2 separate regions of the Mus musculus genome follow, and region 2 is linked to region 1. The links are chromatin loops, found by intact Hi-C in ENCODE. Cell type or tissue: heart. All regions are shown on one strand.

Region 1 (8,000 bases):
AAATAATGATTACTACTTGCCTTCGGGGCTCTTGTAAAGACTAATAGAATGAAAAATTGGAAAGTCTATTTTGTTTAATATATCATTTGAGGAGCACAGCCATAAATTCTTTAAGAAAACGGTAGCTAATTTTTCCAGTGGGGTGTGTGTGTGTGTGTGTGTGTGTGTGTGTGTGTGTTTAGGTGCATCTATAGGCAGAGGCATATGTGTGTGGATGTCAGGGGACAACCCTGGCTTTTGTTCTGTGGGAGTATCCCACCTTGTTTTTTGGAGACAGGATCGCTTATTGGTTTAGAGCTTGTCATTTAGTTAGACCTGCTGGCCAGTGATCTCCAGGAATCAATCCTTTATGTAGGTTCTAGGCAATAGATTCATGTCCTCATGTTTGCATTGCATGAACATTACTTACTGAACTATCTCCCTTGCCAATCAGTTGCTAAGTTGCCATGTGTCTGATGAGCCATGTCCTTACTTCCTTCATAACTAGCCCATTTTGGTTTTTACCCTTTGTATCTCAGAATATCATCAAGATTATTATATAACTTTTAAATATATTTGTTTGTTTATGTCTATGTGTGTTTTACAGGTGTATATGTCTTTGTATTATGTTCATGCCTAGTGCCCATAGTGACCAGAAGAGGGTGTTGAATCTGCTGGAACTTGAGTTACAAATGATTGTGAGCCCTTATGTGGTTGCTGGGACTCAAACCTGAGTCTCCTAGAAGTCAGATCAGGGTTCTTAACCACTGAGCCATTCCTCTAGCCCACAAATTTTATTCCTGACACCCCTGATCAACTTTATTTTCGATATTTGAATTTCCTAAAAGAAAGCTTTATTTGTTTTATGTCTTTATACTTCAAAATACATTGGGGTTTCTGTAAATATGAATTCGCTATTTTGTATCTTTATATCATCAGAGTCCTGCTCAACATTTGCCCAGGAGGCAAAGGGACAGATGTATAAAACTCTGGTATGAATTACGCAGTCTGTCTCCAGAAGCTTCTGCAATTGGATATTAATAATACATTATGCCACTCCAAACTTTCAGGACTTCAATACATAAACAATTGAGAATCAACAGGATAGGTTTGCTTCTGTTACTTAATCCTGGATTAAGAGACAAGGCTTAGATATGGGGCAACTGCCTGTTTCAGCATTCTTTGTGCTTCTAGAAAACCCAGTTTTGTTTTTTGACCTTTTTTTTAAAACTCATGATATTGCATATGATTTGCAATGATGCAAATCATTGGTACACACCCTCTCAGTTTCTAATTTTTAATTCATGTTTGGTACTTAACTATCAGAGGTATTCATTACTTGAATTCTTTTCATATTAAATAGTTGGCAAATAACTTTCTTGTAGAAGTGTTCTGACTTCAATTTGTCTATTTCACAATTTTACAGATTTTCTTAAATTCTAATTTTTTTGTTATTTCTTTTTTTAAAATTAGGTATTTTCTTCATTTACATTTCAAGTCCCCCATACCCTCCCCCTCCACTCCCCTACCCACCCACTCCAACTTCTTGGCCTTGGCATTCCCCTGTACTGAGGCATATAAAGTTTGCAAGACCAATGGGCCTCTCTTTCCACTGATGGCCAACTAAGTCATCTTTTGATACATATGCAGCTAGAGACACGAGCTCCGGGGTACTGGTTAGTTCATATTGTTGTTCCACCTATAGGGTTGCAGATCCCTTTAGCTCCTTGGGTACTTTCTCTAACTCCTCCATTGGGGGCCCTGCGATCCATCCAATAGCTGACTGTGAGCATCCACTTCTGTGTTTGCTAGGCCCCGGCATAGTCTCACAAGAGACAGTTATATCAGGGTCCTTTCAGCAAAATCTTGCTAGTGTATGCAATGGTGTCAGTGTTTGGAGGCTGATTATAAGCTAAATTCTCACATATACTTCCCTTTGTTTGATGGGACTTTATTTTGTAAAGTTGACATGTTTGCATATTCTTCAAACATTTTAAATACTTCTATAGCTACATTTAATAATAACAATCTCTATTATTTATCGAAAATGTGGACCAGGTGCTGCTCTATTAGTCTTAACCACTTTGTAGTAATTGCATACCATATTAGGAAACTCATACCCAAAGAGGTTAAATCATTTGCTTGTTACTGGCCTAGTATGGTTGTGAACTTTGATGAAGCTCTATGATTTACCTCTAAGGCATGTATTATCAAACTAGACCATAATCACTGTAAACAGAATTATAAAACCCTTTTAAAATTTGGTAGTAGATTGTCCTTCTATTTTACATTTGTCCTTCTATCTTACATTGGGTTTACTTTTAGATTTTCTTCAGAGACTTGAAGTTCTTGTCATACAGATCTTTCACTTGCTTAGTTAGTCACACCAAGGTATTTTATATTGTTTGTGAAAGGTGTTGTTTCCCTAATTTCTTTTTCAGCCTTTTTATCCTTTGAGTAGAGGAAGGCCACTGATTTGTTTGAATTAATTTTATATCCGGCTACTTTGCTCAAGTTTAGGAGTTCTCTGGTGGAGTTTTTGGGATCACTTAAAAATACTATCATATCATCTGTAAATAGTGATATTTTGACTTCTTCCTTTCCAATTTGTATCCATTTGACCTCCTTTTGCTGTCTAATTGCTCTGGCTAGGACTTCAAGTACTAAATTGGATAAGTAGGGAGAGAGTGGGCAGCATTGTCTAGTCTCTAATTTTAGTGGGATTGCTTCAAGTTTCTCTCTATTTAGTTTGATGTTGGCTACTGGTTTGCTGTATATTGTTTTTACTATGTTTATGTATGGGTCTTTTTTTTTCCATTTTTTATTAGGTATTTAACTCATTTACATTTCCAATGCTATACCAAAAGTCCCCCATATCCACCCACCCCCACTCCCCTGCCCACCCACTCCCCCTTTTTGGCCCTGGTATTCCCCTGTACTGGGGCATATAAAGTTTGCAAGTCCAATGGGCCTCTCTTTCCAGTGATGGCCGACTAGGCCATCTTTTGATATATATGCAGCTAGAGTCAAGAGCTCCGGGGTACTGGTTAGCTCATAATGTTGTTCCACCTATAGGGTTGCAGATCCCTTTAGCTCCTTGGTTATGTATGGGTCTTGAATTGATCTTTCCAAGACTTTTATCATGAAGGAGTGTTGGATTTTGTCAAATGCTTTTCTATTATTGTGTTTCATGAAAACTTCTGTTGGGATTTGTTTTAGCTCTGCATCATCATAACAAAAAATACTGTAATATAATTAGCTAATAAATAAAAAGTTTCATTTTGTTCTTGGATCTGGAGTTTCTGGTTTAAGAATAATGACTCAATCATTTTGGAACCCTGGGGACCACAATATATCTGTTACAGAACAGACCAATCCCACTGTAGAACAGGAAACAAACAAGAAAAACTGACTAGGGTCCACTGATCTAATGATCCTCCATAAATCCTCACTTCCTGATAGTCTAAAACATTTTGCAATCCTTTAATACACAGTCCTTTGGTGGAACATCCCATATATAAATGATAGCAGATTCTAGTGAGCCTTGCTTTGAAAATTTAGATTATTTAAAAAAAATCAGTATTACTCACAGAGTATATTTAGTCTTTTCTAAATTCACATGTTCAAATTTACCTATATTTTTGAGGTAGATTTCAGGAGGTGATCATGTTAAAGCAAAGTCGTTTATATACCTTTTAAATTCACCCAAATGACTTTTCTTTAATATGATTTTCTTCTGAAATCTCTACATACACATATATTCACATATGCATAGATATATGTATATATATATGTATAGATAAACATACATATATTCATATGTACATATATACACATATACATATATGTATCCATATATACATATATACATATATGTGTATACATACACACACATATATATATATATTTATATATATATCAAACACACACACACACACACACACACACACACACGTAGTAGTTGGAACCACAAAGTCTATCGTTAAAAAAATCCATAATAGAAAACCCAGATGGAAACTTCAGAAAAAAATATTAAAAATCAAACATACACATTTTATTATACATTGAATATGCTTATTGAATAATCTAGTATTTACTCTTTAGGGAATTTACAGTGACTAAAGTGAATTAGAAATAAGATTAACTATGATTTTTTCAGCTTTTTTGATTCAGTTGTTACTGGTGGAAGTATTTTTAGAATTCATTTGAGCATAATAAAGTTCTGCTGTTATTGGACCATCAGACGCAATTGGCACAGCAGGACATTTCAACAGTTGCTTAGAGTTAACAGTCACTGTAGGACCTTTGTGATCAGCTAAGGTTATTTTTAAACCTAACTCTAGATAACCCAGAGAAGCTTTTCTCTGTATTACACAGTCATCTTGGTGGCAGTGCCATGGTGGTGGCGGCGCGTTGGCTCCTGGCACTACCCTCTGCTGTATTTGCTATGGACAACATTTATCACTAAGACACTGAAAACAGAGTCAAAGGAGGAGGCGTGCTACTTTAATTAGGAAGTTCACACCTCATTTATTTAGGAATTCTCTGTTGCATGGGATATTTTTCTTGTTTTTTTGAGGAAAACATTTAGCATTAATGGAGTTTTGATATAATTAATCACTTCTATTCTGTAGTATCCCTCTATCAAGCAAATTCCTTGTGTTTCAGTTTCTTGGATACTACTAGAAGAACTCTGTATCCATTGAAGTCAACGACAAAACAGAAACACGCTAAATAATGTGATTAAAGTTGTTAAAAGCCAAAATAAACACTTATAATTATCTCAAGGAAAAACGGTGTTAGGCAAGCGTGGTCTCTATAAAGGGGGACTCAGTGTGCGTCTTTTAGACCCTGCTGCACAATAGATCATAGTTTAAAGTCTGTTAACAGACCCCTGATGGCTGGGCTAGGTAGCTTGTGGTTTTCTTCTGAGCCTATTGGCACAAGATGAATTTATGTGTGAGGTGCAAATTGGAAGTTGCCTTCTCTTGGTGCCCTTGGCAGAACAGAAATCATACTGTAGGGCTAACAGCAGGAAGTACATTGCTTTGAAATTACCCAGCAGGGTGTCTACTTGCTGCTCTCGCTGCCTGTGAGACAAGGGTCTTATACTGTCTGGCCATGATTAAAATCAAAGTGTAGGCTGCTTTGTTGGGTGCCAGTAAACTTAGGTGAAAACCAGAAACAATCTGGAGTTTTAATTATTTTAAAATGCAATGTTGGCAAGAAAGAAAGATGAAAGCATTTTTGACTAATCTGTCCCAATTATTCCATATTAATGAATGTGCAAAAAAAAGGCAGAGAGAGAGAGAGAGAGAGAGAGAGAGAGAGAGAGAGAGAGAGAGAGAGAGTTTTAAACAAGAGGCTTTGCAACATACCTTATGCCATAAAATATATCTATGTGAGGACACCATTCAAAAATTCTCAGAGAATTTATATATGAAGTAAGTGTGGGATAGAATTTCTTGGCTAATTACCGAATTAAAGTAGCCCATTTTAAGTAGAATATTTCATGCCCTAATCAAAACATGGTTAATTTGTGCAGGCTGGACAGAGTTAGAGATGCTGGAATTCTCAGCTTCTGGATGCTTTCTCTTCAACGTTGCTTTCTATGAGGGGTCTTACAACCCAAGTCACAGGCTTAGACATTGCCACTTCTAATAACCTTCTGTGCTGATGTGTAAGATTATTGGAAAATATGCAACTAAACCACCCATAAATGCTGAGGATTCATACATAAGTAACAAGATTTATTGAATATCTTCTATGCAGTAGGGAAGGACTGGGTAGGTGCAGGGAAGCAGACATAAGGGAAGACATAAAATTAAATAATCATTTACATGTTAGCCTGGAAACTAAAAAAATAGCCAATTATGAGATGTCCAGTGTGTCATACAATAATCTTAGTTATTACCTAACTTAGCAGCTGATATTTATCATACAGAGGTGTGGGCATTCTATGTTTTCTCTTTTTATCATAATTGGCTCGAACTTATTTTTTAAAGTCCCAACAGGAGGAAAAATAATCTACCACTCTGATCAGTGTGTAACATACAATGTGTATCACTTTGTAACATTAGCAATGTCTTTTAAAATGGGATATGTAGGGATGTACTTTCCAATGAAAACTTACTGGTGTACAGTTTCTTTCAATAACTCAATTTACCCAGCCATAAACATGTGCGTAGTTCCTCTAGAAACCTTGGTAAATCCCGTATTTCAAATGCCAATGATGGACATTGCTCTTGAGTTATCAGGTCTATTCAGGCAATGGGGAAATCACATGTGTATCTTCTTTCACTTGAAATTCAGGATAATATTAAACAGAATAATATTAGAGAGCTGTTACAAATATCTTTTCTGAACCTAGCAGCTATGACTTTGCTTTGTTTCTTGTTCCTGTATCTTTGTTGTGTTTATATTCCTTTATCTTAGTTTGTTTTATTTAATAGACATGCAAATGGAGGATTCAAACTGCCCCTGGTTTTAAGAAGTTAATATGAAACTCGGCTGCTTAGCATTTAAATTCGTTTATGAAAATTAAACCCCATGGGTGGAAATATATTCTTCTCAATATGAGCTATTATTTGAAGATTTTTTTTCCTCTCAGGCTTTCATTCTAATCAGGCTTTAATATTGTTCTCAAACTAACCATTAATTTAATAAGCATAGTAATTTTATTCGGGAAAAATTTCCGTGACATTTGCTGAAGCAAATGTACACATTCGGTACTCTATCCCAGCAGCCCCAGGAACTGCTGTGCTGAAGTCCCTCCCTCTAAACTTTACAAGCATCAGTTCATGCTCTTCCTGGGTCGCTGTGACACCCTAATGCTCTACCCCTTCTACAGGTGTCATGGTGATGCTCCCAAGTTGCTCGCCTTGTTTTGTAAACAAAGTTAATATCAACTTTTAATTGACGAATAGATGCTGATGGCCGAGGCATTACGCTTATAAAATATTTTATGATCATTAAAAGAATGCTTGGCAAATATACCAGAGTACATCTGTATGTTTTTGATGTGACTACTACAAAGCACTTTGATTTTACAGTTAAAATTGGAATGCCAATTGGAATAGGATAAGAGAGCATGCATGTCATTTTTGTTTTTTATTTTAATTAGTATTTAATGCATTTATTATCAAATTTCAGTATTTGCTCCAGTGGTTGTTTTTCTTTTTGTTTTTTTTTTTTTAAACAACTTGCCCATGATTTAAAAAAACAAAACTCACAAACCCCAATTACTATTTGCATTTACAGGTAGAAACTGAAATTCAATTAGTGTCAAAGTGAGGGTCAGTATGGAATTTTTCAATATTATTTCCAGATTAAGGAAGGTTTAAAAATTTCACATTCTCTTTATCTTTTTCTGATCTTTACATGTCTATATATGAAAGAGGGTAATAAACTTTAACCATGGAGGCTGTAAAATGGATTTCAGAAAGAAAATAATTAGCAACATATGGCGTATTTTCACACATATCATTGAATCTTCCTTCCAGTTTCTTAGGGTAAGTAAAGTGGTTTTGAGTCCGTGTCTCTTTTGTTTTGCCACTGTGCATTCTTTTCTTGAGACTTCATTCACTACCATGTATTAAATTATAATCTCTCTCCATGCTTGTAATATACCTATGCCCCTTATGTCTCTGACAACCTCTGAAAAATCTATCTTTGTATGTTGTACATGGATATAAAACGCCATGGAAGCTTATCAGTTTTTCCTGTCACATTTTGTCTTCCAATATGCCTTCATCTTAATCAATGTCCTATCATCTATATGTTTTCTCAAGCCAGAGACCTGGGAGTTATCTCAGACTCCTCTTTCTGTTTATCTCCCCCACCTAATCAATCATGATAATTACATTGCCCCACTGCCTATGAGTCTCTCCCTGTTTCATTCAGACCTTATCATTTCTCACCTGGGTCATTATTATTGGTTTTATTGATTTTTCTTTTTGTCTTTTTAATTTGGTTGTATTGAGTATATATAGTGATAGGATTCAAAAAGACATCTTCATATA
Region 2 (8,000 bases), 63 kb before region 1:
ATGCAAGTGAACTGTGTTATCCCATGTGGTTTGGGGCTGGGGGTAATCGGCATGAAATGAAAATGCAGAAACTATTGTAAGTTGTCAGGAAGAAAAATTAAGGTACTGTGAGAGAGACTAGGCCTCACCACAGGTCTAAAGAAGGGATCTTTAAGCTAAGGCCTGACACATGCTTGTTAAAATATGAAGGTATTCTTTTGGCAGAGAATATGCTAAAATTTGTAGGATTATCTACTCTCTTGCCATTTTATAGTCTGGCACACAGAATAAAAACATATTTAGAACATGTCCATTTGTACTGGCCAGTTTTGTGTGTCAACTTGACACAGGCTGAAGTTATCACAGAGAAAGGAGCTTCAGTTGGGGAAATGCCTCCATGAGATCAGGCTGTGGGGCATTTTCTCAATTAGTGATCAAGGGGAAAGGCCCCCTGTGGGTGGGACCATCTCTGGGCTGGTAGTCTTGGGTTCTATAAGAAAGCAAGCTGAGCAAGCCAGGGGAAGCATGCAGCCAGTAAGCAACATCCCTCCATGGCCTCTGCTCAGCTCCTGCTTTCTGACCTGCTTGAGTTCCAGTCCTGACTTCCTTGGTGATGAACAGCAATGTGGAAGTGTAAGGCGAATAAACCCTTTCCTCCCCAACTACTTCTTGGTCATGATGTTTGTGCAGGAATAGAAACCCTGACTAAGACACTGTTCCACTGGCAAATTCATCTATTAGGGGCTTATCAGAAAAGCAGATACCATCTCCAAAGCAGGACCCGAGGAAGACTTAAAAACAGACAATTTATACAGGGGTGATCAGGAGTTCAGCAGCTGCCGTGGAAAGTGCAGGAGGCTGAGAGTCATCCCTAGGTTCCAAACGACAAGATGGAGAAGACAGGGAAAACAGCAGCATTGCTTTTGAAAGGGCAGGGTGACTGACAGAGGGACTCAACATCAAGAGGTGACCCTCCTCCGGTTAGAGTCGGTGGATACATTATTAAATCATTTCCTTCTTCCCGCTGGAGATGGCATGTGGCTCAATCCAATCCAAAGGTGATATATTCCATGAAGGCTGCCCTCCCAGGTAGGGCTTATACTCAGAAGGGGTATCACGGAGATACAGAGACAATATCTCATGCAGACAATCTAAATAAAACATTTTCTGTACGGACAAAGCTCAGCGGAAGGGGGAAGAGATGAGGTATTAGCCTTGTGAAAAGATTGATCAATATTTGATGAGCTAGCATTTGAAATGTAAATGAAGAAAATATCTAATAAAAAATTGGAGAAGAAAAAAAGATTAAAAAAAAAGATTTGACTAGTTTTGAAACAATCTATAATGTGACAAGGTCCACCAGACTTGAACAACTGCTATGGAAAGACACCATCCTTTCAGCTCATCTAAGATTCTCTTACTTGGTCATTCATATTTCTCCCTCTATCAAAATATTATCTGAGTAGTGCACATGACAGCAGCATCATGGGAAATACAAAGGCCAAAAATACGGCACGACTGAAAGATGAGCTGCCAACTACCCAGGCATTTACGCATATTATGACAAGCCTGCCCTTCCTCGTGATGATTGTTCTGTTCTTGCTTATGGTGGCTGCCGTCCCTGCCCCAGCCCCCAGGCTGGAGATGTTGAAATGAAGAAAGGCAGAAACCGAGACGTGTTAGTAATACTAGCTGACATTTGCTCAGTGAGACTTCTACGACACAAGAAGACATGGCCATATTTACTATTCCCCCTTTCACCTTAGTTTCAGATTATCTAGAAAAAAAAAAGACAGCTCTAAAAATTAACAGGTCATAATTTGTTTTTTTCTTATTTGGGCTCTCGGTAAGTAGAGAGCCCAGAGGCCTAAGGGTCACCTGCAGGTCTAGGGATTTTGAGATTTTTTTTTTTAATCAGGAATTCCTTGGCTTTAGGAGGATCGATTGGGTGCTGAGAGGTCACTCTTTGGCCAGCAGGGCTTCTAAACAGTTTCGTTCATCATTAGGATGCACGTGCCCATGGCCTCTTTAGATATAAAACTCTCCACCGATATGAAGCTCTCTGTTGGATCTCAGTGCAATGCTGCAGAGTCAGCGGAGCTAGCCGCCCCTGCTCTCACTGCAGAGAGAGTCATAGATGCTGCTACTGATCGGCCAGGGTTGCGTAGTGGGGACGTTGCACAGGTACCAGAAGCCCAATCCTGCTTTCTTCCTAAAATGAGAACAGCTTTCATAAAAAAGTTAGGGAACAGCGTGGTAGGCATCTTACTGTCTTCAGACCATTCAAGAGAGTCCGTGTAAGGAATAGATTTTTCTCTTCTGCTGAGTTTTGTTTATGAAGTGGTCCACTGGTTACAATGAAACCCGTCTCATTTGAGTCGCTGTTCAAATTTCTCTTCATTTGCTTCTCAAAACCTTTTTAAGAGCCAGGACAAAGACCGGAAGCCATCTGATGAGATCCACTCTCCTCTGTGTCACAAATGCCCGTGCTCAGGAAATTACAACTCACACAGCATAAAAAAGAGCAATGGCGGCTGAGATTGAAGGACTAAAACTCCACAGCAGAGGAGTGGGAGGAGTAACTGCCTTGGGCATATAGAAAGCAGAATGAATAGGAGTTCGTGAGAGTTGAGGTATGAAAAGAGAGAAGCCGACTTTTAAATAATGCATTCTTCATAAATTCAGTAAGCAGAAGTTTTCACAACATCTCTTTGAGGTAGGGTCTCATGTAGCCCAGGTTGGGCTCAGAGTCTATGTTGCCAAGTACGTCCTTGAACTCCTGATCCTCCTGCCCCCATCTCCTTAATTCTATACTGGAAGTGTGAGACACCGTACCCACACAAGTTAGTAGGCTATCTTTAAGCCACTTAATATTCAAGTTCAAGATAAGCATGGGACAATGAGCATGGATGTCTGAAAATATTTTAATAACATTCTTAAAAGCAGATGTTTTATGGGAGTTTTCACATCATTCAGATATTAAAGATTTTTTTCTTAAAAATAATTTCAGTTTTCTAATATGAATAATGAATTAACATTCACATTAAACTTAGTTTTGTAGATAAAGCAGTTGAATTATTACAGTTCATGTCTAGTTTATGTCATACTTGTAAACTTCTGATCAAAAGAATCTTATGTTAGCAGGGCTAAAGTAATATTTATTGTTATGTACTAATTAAATTGTCAATGCATCATGAGAAAAAAATTCCCACATTGTTAAGAAAATATTGTGGGGAAGGAGGGATTATGGGAGGGGGTGACTGGAAGGAGGGCAGTGAGTGAGATGTAAAGTGAATAATTAAAAAATATTAAAAAATATCATGCCATTATAGGCTGTTCTTTCTTTCCCATTGTGATATATTTTCTGACTTTTCATTTCCACTGAGCTCTCTAGAAAAATAGAATCAATAACATGTATGAAGTTATGCAGTAAGTGATTACAATAAATTGACTCATACAGTTGTGGGAGTCAAGAAGTTTTGAAGCCAGTGGTACCGTTGTAGAGGCTTGAGAACAAGGAGAGCTAATGGTCTATGTCTCTGTTCAATTCTGAAATGACCAAAACCAGAAGCAGAGAAAGACAGATAACTCTGCTCAAGCCTCCTCGTTCTATCTTAGCCCTCGAGGGATTAAAAGATAGCCTCTCAAAAGGTGACAGTAAATACCTTTTATTCAGTCTAGAGATTCAAGTGCCAACCTCTTCTGGAAGCACCCACAGATAATCTTTAATTAGCTGTCTGGCATACCTTAGTCCAGTCACTTTGATTCATTAAATTAACATCATTGCCTGTACAAAACCCCAAAGTCCTTTAAGATCCCTCTGGAGTGTCACTACACAATGGTGCCTCATTCTGCATCAAATTCTACTTTCTGAAAAGCAACTCAGTTGTCTCATTGACTTAGGCACATTCAGTGTAGAAATGAAAAGCAGAAGCTTCAGGCAAAATATATATATCATGATTATTATCTTAGTATTGCACCTACAGTTCTGGACTTTTATTAGCCACCTGTGTTTATTGAATACAATGTTTAGTGTGGTCATATAATTTTTTGTTTATTTCCTATTCTTCATAAAGGACTAAGCATGGGAATACAAGGCATTCGGGACAAGGCAAAATAAGGATGGTAAGAGTGAAATGTTTACTGGGGCACTGAGACTGTTCATTTTGGTTTTATCAGCCTTTCTTTCTCTATGTGTTGTGGTGGAAAGTTTCCTGGATATAGTAGTCTGGACTGGCTTCTGTGGTATTTTAGAGTCTGTAGAACATCTATCCAGGCCTTTCGGGTGCCCAGAGTCTCCATTAGAAAGTCAAGTGTTATTCTAATAGATCTGCCCTTACATGTTACTTGCTCTTTGCCTTGTAGCTTTTAATAGTTTTCCTTGTCCTGTACAGTGTTTTGACTATTATTTACCATGAAGAATTTATTTTCTGGTCCAGTCTATTTGGTCTTCTTTATGCTTTTTGTACCTTGATAGGTGCCTTCTGCTTTAGGTTAGGGAAAATTTCTTTTATGCTTTTGTTAAAAATGTTACCTGTGCCTTTGACCTGGTTTTCTTATCCTTCCTTTATACCTATTTTTCTGAGATTCTGTCTTTTTCGAAGTGTTCCAGATTTCTTGGATGTTTTGTGTCAAGATATTTTTTTAGATTAACATTTTCTTTGATCAAGATGTCCATTTCTTCTACCTTTTCTTCAGTGCCTGAGACTCTATTTTTTTTGCATTCTGTTTGTGAAGCTTGTCTCTTATGTGTCTGTATCCCCAAAGTTCTCATTTCCAGTTTTAGATGCATTTGTCTTTCTTTATTGATTCTTTCTTCCCATTCATGTCTTGAACTCTTTTCTTCTTTTCATTGTGTTTTCATAGATGTCTTTAATGGATTTGTCCATTTCCTCTTTAAAAACCTATACCATACAAATAAAGCCTCCTTTGAAGTCCTTGTCTTGTGCTTCAGCCATATTGCATTGCTCAGAGCCTACTGTGATGAGGTTGCTTGCAAACATATTGTCATGCCTGTTATTGATTGTGTCTTTACTTTGGCATCTAGGCATCTGTGGGTGGCATGATTATTATTCACCAGAGAAGACAGTTTGGATATGGGTTTAAGCCAATAGAAAGTCTTTATTAGAGGGCTGGCAAATACACTGGGAGTTTGGGATCACAAGTGTAGCCACAAGGCTTCCTTGGAGTGATCTTTTAAGCATAGAAATCCTATACTTGGTTGACACACTTCAGCTAACAAGAACAGATAACCAGAAGCCAAAGAGCAGTGTCAGTACCCTCAGAGTCTTTCCTAGAACTCCAGACTTTGATGGATTATGCTGTTTACATTTGGCAGATGTTACTGTCTATGTGTTGAGGTTTATGGTTTGTATGGTACTTCTGCCATACAGTCAGTTGTGCTAATCTGGAGGCTTGTTACAATTACAATCATAGTTGTTGATATCTCGTCTTGTTTTTGTTGGGTGGGGGCATTCCATTCCTTGGTTGTTGTTGTCTTCTTTGATTTTTAGGAGACTGTGGTGGCTGTGGGTTGCCTTGTAGGGAATACTTCTGAGATCCTACCAGGTATGGCCACTGGGGCTGGGTAGAGTGTGTTTTTAGGTATTAAGAACCAAACAATTAGGAACAGGGATGAACTAGACAGGGGAGGAGGAGTTGAAAGTTTCCAGAAGCAGGAGGAAGGCAGTGCTACCAGAATCTGCTTAGTACATTGGGAGTGGTGGCAGAGAGTCAGGAGAGGCCATGGCATGTGGTCTGCTACAGATCTAGTGATGGGATTTGGGGATTGGATTTGGAGGAGTGGAGAGAGCCTGAAGATCTGAAAATGGCTTACCTACTTCCCAGACTGGCATCATCAGCAGATTCCCAGGGAATGGTGGGAGCTGGTAGCTGAGACAAAAAGAATGGGGTCATGAGGAAGGCTGTAAGAAATTATCTGTATGATCATCAAGAGATTGGGGCAGAGAAGGAGGAGAGGCCCCAGCAGGCAGTGTTTGACAGAAATGGAGATAAGACTGGGACATTGGATTATGAGGGAAGACGGGAGAGTGAAGAGTTCAACCTTACCTTTTAAAAAAAACTTAATTAATTTATTGTTATTATTATTATTATTAATTTTATTTTATTTTTTACTTATTCACTTTTTACATCCTGCTCACTGACACCTCCCAGTTGGCCATGTCATCTCACAATTCTTTCCTCCTCCCTCTTTCCCTGCTCCTCAAGGTGGGTTGGGGAGTCCCTGGGTATCCTCCCCGCACATCCTCTCCTACTGAAGCCAGACAAGGCAGCCCAGCTAGTAGAACATATCCCACAGACAGGCAACAGCTTTTGCGATAGTTCCTGCTCCAATTGTTTAGGACCCACATGAAGACCAAGCTGCACATCTGCTACATATGTGCTGGGAGACCTAGGTCCAGGCTTGTATGTTCTTTGGTTGGCGGTTCAGACTCCGAGAGTGCCAAGGGTCCAGGTCAGTTGATCTGTTGGTTTTCCTGTGGAGCTCCTATCCCCTTCTGGGACTGCAGTCCTTCCTCCTATTCTTCAGTAAGAATCTTCATGCTCCATCTACCGGTTGGCTAATGGGTGTCTGTATCTGTCTGAGACATCTGCTGCTCTATCTTACTTTTTGAGACAAGGTCTCTTGTTGATCCCGGAGTTCACCACTTTGTCAAGACTAACTGGAAAATAAGCCCCAGGGATGGGCCTGCTTCTGCATCTCCAGATCTGGAATTATAGGACGGTGTGGCAGCACGTTCTCTTCCTTCAAACCCAAGTCCCCAAGCTTGTACCGCAAGCATTTTACTGACTTAGATATCTCTACAGCTTCTTCTTATTTTTTTTTTCTTGACAAATTAAAATCATATATTTATGGGGTGAAAATCAATGCCACGACATATGCATAGTGTGTTTCAGGACTGACTTAAGGAAATTAACATATCCATTATCTCAAAGGCCTACTGTGTATTTCCCCTCTCTCTTTGTACTTTTTTGCCAATATTTCTCTACTCACTCTATTCCAGGCTTTTGGTAACCACAATTCTCCTCTTTACTTTTAATAGTCTGATTGCTTTAGCTTCTTCATTTTGTTCAGAGTCTACAGTTTTTTTCTCTCACTGGCTTATTTCAACTTAAAATAATACCTTTCTGTTTCCTATAATTCTTGCAAATTATAGAATATTTTCTTTATTCTTAGAGCTGAATAGTATTCCAGTGTGTGTGTGTGTGTGTGTGTGTGTGTGTGTGTGTGTGTGTGTGTGTGTGTGTATTGGGTACCTAGACTAGTTCTGTAACCTATATTTGACTCAGTTCCAAATCAAAAGATATTGGTCAGACAGAGAACCTATCAATTAAGTGATGAATGAAGCTAAAGCCACAGACAAAGTGGCAATCACAAACTCCAAATGTTAGAAATTTTCTGCATGTAAGCTTAGGACATCCTGGTTGGATATATGATTTTATAAATGAAAGATGAACAATCGGGGGAGATGGTTGGGTAATGGGTCTGAAGGCAGTTTCCCCAGAGAGAGAAGAAAAGGGCTAGTTGACGATGTTTCCTCTATCTTTCTTTTTTTAAAAATTTCTTTATAAAAATTTTAAAAATTTCTTGTCAAGTATGGGTTTTTATTTTATTATTTTATTTTTTTATTAGGTATTTTCTTTATTTACATTTCAAATTTTATCCCCTTTCCTGGTTTTCCCTCCAAAACCCCACTTCCCCTATGCCCTCCCCACTCCCCCTGCTCCCCAACACACCCACTCTTGCTTCCTGGCCCTGGCATTCCCCTACACTGGGGCATAGAGCCTTCACAAGACCAAGGGCCTCTCCTCCCATTGATGACTGACTAGGACATCCTCCGCTGTACTACAGAGCAATTGTGATAAAAACTGCATGAAATTGGTACATTGACAGACAGGTAAATCAATGGAATAGAATTGAAGACCCAGAAGTGAACCCACACACCTATGATCACTTGATCTTTGACAAAGGAGCTAAAACCATCCAGTGGAAAAAAAGA

The links. A loop is a pair of places that touch in the nucleus more often than their neighbours do. Peaks named below come from ENCODE experiments on the same cell type or tissue, not always from the same donor. Only the 100,000 strongest peaks of a DNase experiment are listed, where the experiment ranks them.
Region 2: it touches region 1 in a loop (2.6-fold over the local background); 2 of 42 quality-filtered maps call a loop at or near these places.

What each region holds. Positions count from the first base shown.
Region 1 is chr8:57,131,246-57,139,245 of GRCm38, reverse strand. No RefSeq gene overlaps it. Among named protein-coding and RNA genes, the nearest start is that of Hand2os1, 190 kb to the left of the region's middle. In heart, no CTCF peak of the experiment used is centred here; a DNase peak (open chromatin) is centred at 4,345.
Region 2 is chr8:57,194,034-57,202,033 of GRCm38, reverse strand. No RefSeq gene overlaps it. Among named protein-coding and RNA genes, the nearest start is that of Hand2os1, 120 kb to the left of the region's middle. In heart, no CTCF peak of the experiment used is centred here; no DNase peak of the experiment used is centred here.